Regions from separate parts of the Homo sapiens genome. Here region 1 is linked to region 2. A link is a loop called in an ENCODE intact Hi-C map of the cell type or tissue named here. Cell type or tissue: Caco-2. All regions are shown on one strand. Links, peaks and the distances in the headings refer to the core of each region. The heading gives the core; the rest is flanking DNA. Region 1 overlaps BPIFA2 (BPI fold containing family A member 2). Region 2 overlaps BPIFB4 (BPI fold containing family B member 4).

Region 1 (4,390 bases), core at 316-4,315, 82 kb after region 2:
GGACACTCCACTCGCCCTGCACTGAGGGATCTGAACACAGGTTGCTCAAAGACCCCTGAAAACCAAAGAAAGTTTCCATAGCCTGATGTGAGTTGCGAAGGCCGGGGTGTAAATTCAGAGGCTGGAGCCTGGCTGGGTGCTATCTTCCCAAGTAGCCTCAGGGACGCCATCCTGCTGCACTAGGTCTGTGCCCACATCTGTGAGATGGCACCACTCTGAGGCTCCAGATCCTCCCAGGGTCTTTCTTTGCACTTGTGGTTCAATCCCAAGTGCTCCCCATGGTCATGAAGGCTCTGTTTGATCTGGCCCCACCCTTGTATCCCTGTACCCTCCCCTTACTCACTGTGCCCAGATACAGTGGCCTTTGTGCCATGTCTCAGATAGGCTGTTTCTCAAGGCTCTTTCCCAGCTTAAGACCTTTGCCTGGGGTGCTCTGGCTACCTAGAGCACCTTCTTCTCACTCCACTTTGATGGACTTTTGCATCCTTCAGGGCCTTCCCAGGGCTCCTCCTATTCTCTCTCGTAAGAGTCTAACTCTTGCCTTTAAAGCACTCGTCACAAGTTCTCAATATATATTTAATTGTATGTTCACTTCTTTCATTCTTTCAGCCAAAAATGTATTGAGGCTGGGCACGATGGCTCCACACCGGTAATCCCAGCACTTTGGGAGGCTGAGGTGGGTGGATCACTTGAGGTCAGGAGTTCAAGACCAGCTTGGCCAACATGGCAAAATCCTGTCTCTACTAAAAATACAAAAATTAGCCGGGGGTGGTGGCGGTTTCCTGTAATCCCAGCTACTCGGGACGCTGAGGCACAAGCATTGCTTGAACCCAGGAGGCAGAGGTTGCAGTGAGCCGAGATCGTGCCACTGCACTCCAGTCTGGGTGACAGAGCAAGACATTGTCTCAAAAAAAAAAAAAAAAGTGTATTGAGCATCTGCTGTGTGCCAGGCAGGCACCATTCTGGGCTCTGGAGAACTGATTGGTGATGACAGACAAGGTCCCTGTTCTTGCGGAGCTTACCCAAGGGAAAGCTAAGCTGCCGTGGATCTGTGTCCACATCTGTGAAATGACACCACTCTACAGCTCCAAATCCTCTCAGCGCTTTTCTTTGCACTTTGGATCCAATCCAACCCAAATTCAGTCCATCGGTAAAGAACGCTCCAGGGAAATGAGTCCTGCAGAAAGCATTACCCTTAACTGGGCACTGTGATAGCAAAGCTCTCTCTTAGGTAAGCAGTCAGGGAGGGGTGCCCTGAGGAGGTGGCAATTATACTAAGAGTTGAAGGTGGGAGGAGCCAACTTTGGCAAGATTTGTTTAGGTACCACATCAGGGTATGTTTGGACCCTTAATGTTTAGGTACCAGGTTAGGGGATGTTTGTACTTTACTTATTCGGTATCCTCAGGGCCCAGCTAGGTTCCTGGTGCATAGCTGGTGCTCTGTAAATACGGGTTGAATGAGTGAACGAATAAGGTCTCTGCGCTGAGAATCTCATGAGGCACTGGGGTGAGCCGCTGGTCAGATGTGGGAGTCTAAGTGATGATCCATGTGGATGGGAGGCTCTGTCTGTTAAAGTGTCTCCATGTCCCTGGGGTTTATCTGACTCCACAGTATTTCCCGCACCGCCCCCAACTTTTTGGCAGTTCTCCCATCTCTTGCCCACTTGACCAGACTTTAATAGTTCCCTGTGTTTTCCAGACACAGCCAAATCATCAACAAGTTCGTGAATAGCGTGATCAACACGCTGAAAAGCACTGTATCCTCCCTGCTGCAGAAGGAGGTGAGTCTCCCACTCCTTGGAGCCCAGATCCAGGCCTGGTGGGGGCAGGTGGGGGAATTTGCAGGCCTGGCTGTATCCTCTGAGCACTTTTCCTTCGGAGGTGAAAGCTTCTCCTTAGGAGGTCAGCTGGAGCTTCCTCCTCTACTAATCAGCCTGGTGGGTAGCAGGGTAGAGCAGAGGCCTGACATTAGCTGAAATTGCCAGGTCCCAAACTTGAGCCTCTCACCATATCCACGCACTACCAATATGCTTTTGTAGCTAACATCTTCAACACAATTTTACTTAAATATGTTTCTTTAGAAGCATTTATTTTTAAAAATAAAACTTTATATCCCTATCATAAATAGAAAATTAATATCACATATCATACAATCAATGGACTTATAAAATAGTTTTAATTTTTTTTCCATCTGTGCATCATCCAAAACCATAGGTACCATGTGCAGGATTACTAGGCCCAAAGTTGCAGAGATTCTAAATCAGTCATTCTGGAAGCAGACCCAGGAATGTGGGTTTATAAAAGAAAAATCCTCCGGATGGCTCTGTGACCCACTGAACCGGAGTTTAGTTATATTCCAAAAGCGATCCTCCACCAGCTTCAGCCTCAGCTGGGTGCTTGATAGGAATGCGGAATCTCAGGCCACACCCCAGACCTGCTGAATTGCAATCTGCGGGGAACTGTGTACACACAGGAGCAAGAGATACTCCGCTCTACAACCTCAGGGCAAATGCCTCAGGGCACCATTTGACCCTTTAAAATTCCAGGGTTCCAAAGTTCAACATGGGAATGTTAACAATCTAGAATGTAGATTTTTGAGGTCCTAGAATTCTAGTGTTCTAAGGTGTTAGGATTCTAACACCCTAGGGTTTCCAGATTTAAGACTGCTGGGATCCCATTGTTCTAAAATCCTAAGGTTCAGGCCAGGCGCGGTGGCTTATGCCTGTAATCCCAGCTCTTTTGAAGGTCAAGGTGGGCAGATCACTTGAGGTCAGGAGTTCAAGACCAGCCTGGCTAACATGGTGAAACCCTGTCTCTACTGAAAATACAAAAATTAGCCAGGCATGGTGGCATGTGCCTGTGAACCCAGTTTCTTGAGAGGCTGAGGCAGGAGAATCACTTGAATCTGGGAGGCGGAGGTTGCAGTGAGCAGAAATCGTACCACTGTACTCCAGCCTGGGCAAGACAGTGAGATTCTGTCTCAGAAAAAAAAAAAAAAATACAATAAAACAAAATAAAATCCTAAGGTTCAAAGATTCTAAGATCCCTAGAAATGAGCTCATCTGTGGGTGGCAAGCAATTTGTTCTCAGCTGAGAAGAATGATCTGTTCTTCCTCCTACTCCTGACCCTCCTCTTCCTCCTTTCTCCGCTGTCAGATATGTCCACTGATCCGCATCTTCATCCACTCCCTGGATGTGAATGTCATTCAGCAGGTCGTCGGTAAGTCAATGGGGAAGTGGGGACCTTCTGAGGCAGGCATGGAGCTCTGTGCCCACCCCATAAGCAGTTCTGGTCAGGGGACCCTGGAGAAGCAGAAGGACCCACTGTCCTAAGCAAATTGGGAGCCATGGCTTCCCCTCCACAGGCACCCGGGGGCTCCCTTTGGCTTTTGGGTCTACAGGCATGGCTGGGGTTGCTGGGGAGAAATGGAGTAAGTAAAGCTGTCAAGACCCTGGAGGTGACCCTTCTATGAAAATAGCCACAAGTCAGCCAGGCGCAGTGGCTCACACTTGTAATCCTAGCACTTTGCGAGGCTGAGGTGGGCAGACCACTTGAGTTCAGGAGTTTGAGACCAGCCTGGGTGACACGGTGAAACCCCATCTCTACTAAAAAATACAAAATTAGCCAGGCGTGGTGGCATCCACCTGGAGTCCCAGCTACTCGGGAGGCTGAGGCGGGAGGATTGCTTGAGCCTAGGAGGCGGACATCGCAGGTAGCCGACATCATGCCACTGCACTCCGGCCTGGGTGACAGAGTGAGACCGCAATCTCAAAAAAAGAAAAAAAAAAAGAAGAAGAAGAAAGGAAATAGCCACAAGTCCAGTCCCTTAGGCAGTCACTTTGTGCTCTGTACACACTATCTCACTGGATCCTTGCAACAACCCTGTGGGGAAGGTACTGTCATTGTACCCACTTTACAGATGAACAAACTGAAGCTCAGAGAGGTGGAGCAACATCCCTGGGGTCCCACAACTGTCAGGTTACCGGCTGGAGAGCGGCATCTTTTGGAGTCTGGTCTCTATTCAATTCCAGTGGCAGAGACTAAGGCCTGCTATTGATTTTGTTTCTTCAGATAATCCTCAGCACAAAACCCAGCTGCAAACCCTCATCTGAAGAGGACGAATGAGGAGGACCACTGTGGTGCATGCTGGTGAGGAGCCAGTCTCTGTGCCCCAATGCACAGGGGCCTATGGTGAAGTAAAAGTCAAGCGTGGCTTCCCTTATTTTTGTGTTAGAAGACTGTGCCTTCATCTCAGTCATAGATTGAGCCCTGGCCCCCATCCCAGGCTAGGCCCTGATTCTGGTCACACTCTGAACACTGAGCCTTAATCACTGAACTCTGATTCTGGCCCCAGACTGAGCCTGGATCCTAGTCACAGACTGAGCTTTG
Region 2 (4,390 bases), core at 217-4,216:
CCCAAAGCTCTCCACAGACAATGATATCCATGCAGAAGGTAATGGCATTATTTTGTTTTTATTGTATTTGGTTTTACAGTTGCCATCTCTTTGTGTCAAGTGGTACTGGCTTTCCATTTTGAGTATTTGAGGTCTTAAGAAGCAAGCCAATTTAAAAATGCTAAGTAAATAATAGTACAGGTGGTTCAAGGATATGACAGAGGTCATGAATTTAGTGGACACTGAGTTATGCAAATGGACTTGATGCTGGTCTCCTTGTTTTAATAAGGAATGACATTTGTTTCTTTTCTTTTTCTTTCTTTCTTTTTTTTTTTTTTGAGACAGAATCTTGCTCTGTCACCCAGGCTGTAGTGCAGTGTTGTGATGTTGGCTCACTGCAACCTCCATCTCCTGGGTTCAAGCAATTCTCCTGCCTCAGCCTCCCAAGTAGCTGGGATTACAGGCATGTGCCATCATGCCCGGCTAATTTTTGTATTTTTAGTAGAGGCGGGATTTTCACCATGTTGGCCAGGCTGGTCTCAAACTCCTGATCTGAAGTGATCCACCTGCCTCGGCCTCCCAAAGTGCTGGGATTACAGGCATGAGCCACCGTTCTCGCCCAAGAATAACATTTTTAGAGGAGAAATATTCAGGTTTTGCCTGCTGTTCTTTGAAACACTCCTTGGTCAGCTTAAGTCAGCCCAGGTCACTTAACCACAAACTGGCTACGGTGATCTGCGTATGGTGATGATGGCTGGGTAGGCAGGACTTCCCCAGGGGTCTTTCAGGGAGAGAAGACGAAGACGCCCTGCTGGGTGTTGTAAAGCATGTAGGAGTTTAATCACTGTATTAGCAACTCCTGTCTGTACCGATAGCCTCCAGGATTCACGTGGCCCTTCTTCTTGTCCTATAGTTTGAAGAGCTTCCTCCACTTACCACAGCCACACTGGGAGCCCTGATCCCCAAGGTATGTAAGGTGGGCAGGTCCCATTGCCTTCAGCCTCATTCTCTATCTTGTTTGAGAAACTGGATTGGAAGGGAAGATGCTCAGCGCTGGGGTGGGGTGCTCTCCCCCGAACCCCTGCTTGGGAGTGCAGTGACAGTGACAAGGGCTTGCAGGCTAGACCCCCATGGGTGGGGGCGGGGGAAGACACAGAGGGTTGAGGTGGAAAGACCCTGAATTCTATAGGTGGTCCAGCCTGCATAGGCCTAATCCTAGCCTGGCCACTTCCCTTGCTGTGTGACTTTGGAGAAGAGTCTTAACATCTCTGAGCCTTAGCTTCCTCATCTGTCAAAAAAGGCTGCTGATACCTATTCCATAGGTTATCATAGGAAGGTAAATGAGATGATGCATGTAAAGGTGTCAACGCGGGCCAGGCACACTCGGGTGCACAGCTGCTTAGAGGGAAAAGCCAGGCCTTTGGAACAGACAGACATGAGTCAGCACATCCCAGTCATATGACCTTAGATGCACAATTCCTCTCTCTGAGCCTCAGTTTTCTCATCTGGAAAACGGGGTAACCATGCTCACTTCAGAGGGTGGCTGTGGACCTGGAGTCTGCACCAAGGCAAGGAGCAGGCATTTGATCAACATGAACTATTATTGCTGTTGTTAATAATTACACATTACTTCTTTTTTTAAAAAAAAGCAAGTGTGCTTTTGTCCAATTAGTGACCATATAGAGTTGGAACAAAGGCCTTTCCCACCCCAGTTCTGGTCCCATGTCTGGTTCTGGGCCTATTACCTTGCACCTGGAAGCAAAGGGCTCTGTACCTAGTAAGTGTTATGCAGGTGTGAATGATGGCTGCAATCTATAGCCATTTTAGACATTTTTCACCTCTTTTCTGCCTGCCCTGTTTAGTCCTGGGTGGAATTCAAAGGCTCTAGGGGGAGAACAAACTCAACACGTGGTCACTATTGCCCTCATGTGGCTGCAAATTGAACATCGGAAGGATCATTCTCTAGGGTGGTAACAGTGGCAGCTCCAGCCAGCAGGTGGACCCCTCAATCAACTGGACCTTTTATTTACTGGGTCACTTCCTATGTGCACTGCACTTTACAGCTTATGAAATTGTTTTTTAGAGTATACTTTTTCTTTCTTTTTTTGAGACAGAGTCTTGCTGCGTTGCCTAGGCTGGAGTGCAGTGGCACAATCTCAGCTCACTGCAAACTCTGCCTCCCTGGTTCAAGCAATTCCCCTGACTCAGCCTCCTGAGTAGCTGGGACTACAGGCATGCACCACCATGCCTGGCTAATTTTATATTTTGAGTAGAGACAGTATTTCGCCATGTTGACCAGGCTGGTCTCGAACTCCTGACCTCAAGTGATCTGCCCACCTCGGCCTCCCAAAGTGCTGGGAGTACAGGCATGAGCCACAGTGCCCAGTCAGAATATACTTTTTCAATTGGTTCTGATCATTCCCTCTATCCACAGGACCAAAGAGGAGAAGCACACCATTTACAGATGGGGAAACAGAGGCTCAGAGAGGTCACATGATGAGGCAGTAGCAGAGCTGGGGTAGAATAGGGACTGAGTCCTCAGTGGCGCTGGGACTGCAGCAGGGGGGATTCAGGCTGGACCCAGCAATGTGTCCTGGAGACCTGGGCTGCACGGAGTCACCAGGGGAGGGGACTTCTTTCTGTTTCTTTTGAAAGTAATATTGTGGTTTTGCCCATTTCTCTATGGTCAGTTAACATATTTAAGAAGTATATTCCTTAAAGTATGTATTTTTGGTAAGTCAATCATTTGATAAATATGGCAAACTGCCATTTTATGAATTGTCCCTTTAGTAAATTAGCTTTCAGGGAATCAAACTGCAGCAAACAAGCTCAAGTCCCTCCAGCAATCCGGGCTCGGGGGCAGCCTGTGCCTTGCCTGGGACCTCCCTGTGGGATTCCCCAGGCGTGGACTTCTCATTTCAGGAACAGTGTTCAGAGGCATTGGGAGGCTCTGGGCTCTGAGCCCACAGACATGCACTGGAATCTTAACTTTCCTCCTGGCCTTGGACAATTTCCTTGGCATTCCCCTCTGAGGCCCTGTTTTCTCATCTGTAATGTGGAGAAAAAAAAATACCCCATGGGTTGTTGTAATGACTGAATGAAATTAAGACTGTCCATTCAGCACCTGGCCAGCATCTCTGGGAGACCCCATTTCACTCAGTACCAAGTTTTAAGCATTTCCAGGTGTCAGGCATTGAGCCTGAATTTTGCCGGCATGATCACAGTTATTTCTCATAGTAACCCCATGTGCAAGGCTTGGAGAGGGCAGCTCCTTGCCCAGTTCTCACAGTGGGTCATTGGCTTTGCCTGTGGTTTGTTGGACTCAAGCAACATGAGACCCCGGTGCTCTGTGTTTAGAGGTTGGCTGATAACCCCCTGGGTACCTCCTATGCTAAGGGCCCTGTCCATCTGGCCTGGTGCCTGCCCACAGGTGTTCCAGCAGTACCCCGAGTCCTGCCCACTTATCATCAGGATCCAGGTGCTGAACCCACCATCTGTGATGCTGCAGAAGGACAAAGCGCTGGTGAAGGTGTTGGCCACTGCCGAGGTCATGGTCTCCCAGCCCAAAGACCTGGAGACTACCATCTGCCTCATTGACGTGGTGAGTGTCTGGAGGTACTGGTGGCCTCCAGCTGGGCCTCAAGACAGAGCCACATGGTCTCCTGGAGCCCAAAGACCCCTTCAAATCCCCTCAATCTCCACCATCATGACTATGGGCCCAACTTTGGGGCCAGAGGCTCTAACCCAAATCTAGCCTTTACCACTTCCAGCTACATGACTTTGGACAAGTCACTCCCTATCTCTAGACTAGAATCTTAACTCTCTTGCTGGCCTTGCACAATTTGCTTGGCATTTCCTTCTGAGCCCCAGTTTTCTCATCTGTAACATGGAGAAAAAATACCACATGGGGTTGTCGTGATGACTGAATGAAATTAAGACTGATTTTCTCCTCTGCCACAGGGGGATGGCAGTAGGGCATTAGTAAGATGCTCAGAGCAGTGCCTGACATACCCTAAAGGCTGCCAAAGTGTTAGCTGATATTATTCTCACAGGTTGCCTATACCCAGTGTGTGGCCAAGCCAGTCTTGATCATTCATTCAGCAATATTTATTGAGCACCTACTATGTGTTATGCTTTCTACTTGACACTGGGGAAAGGGGAAACGAGACAGATGGTGCCTGCTCTCTTGTACCTGGTACCTAGCAGGGGACAGATACAAATACAACAATTTTCACAATTATTTCATAGAAAGGAATCCTCTTAAAATGTGAACCATGGCCAGGCATGGTGGCTCACACTTGAGAACCCAGCTCTTTGAGAGGCTGAGGTGGGTGGATCACTTGAGGCCAGGATTTCGAGACCAGCCTTGTCAACATGGTGAAACTCTGCCTCTACTAAAAATACAAAAATC

The links. Peaks named below come from ENCODE experiments on the same cell type or tissue, not always from the same donor. Only the 100,000 strongest peaks of a DNase experiment are listed, where the experiment ranks them.
Region 1: a loop joins it to region 2, with 5 times the contacts of the local background. A loop is called at or near these places in 2 of 110 quality-filtered maps.

What each region holds. Positions count from the first base shown.
Region 1 is chr20:33,176,448-33,180,837 of GRCh38, forward strand. It overlaps BPIFA2 (BPI fold containing family A member 2), which reads left to right. Exons shown (of 9, transcript NM_080574.4): 6 at 1,700-1,781; 7 at 3,157-3,220; 8 at 4,073-4,150. The coding sequence ends at 4,113. Among named protein-coding and RNA genes, the nearest start is that of BPIFA2, 10 kb to the left of the region's middle. RefSeq lists an enhancer at 1,174-1,675. In Caco-2, for the core only: no CTCF peak of the experiment used is centred there; a DNase peak (open chromatin) is centred at 2,494.
Region 2 is chr20:33,094,208-33,098,597 of GRCh38, forward strand. BPIFB4 (BPI fold containing family B member 4) reads left to right here. Exons shown (of 18, transcript NM_182519.3): 12 at 893-946; 13 at 3,410-3,580. Among named protein-coding and RNA genes, the nearest start is that of BPIFB4, 17 kb to the left of the region's middle. In Caco-2, for the core only: CTCF peaks have their summits at 1,942 and 2,142; a DNase peak (open chromatin) is centred at 1,924.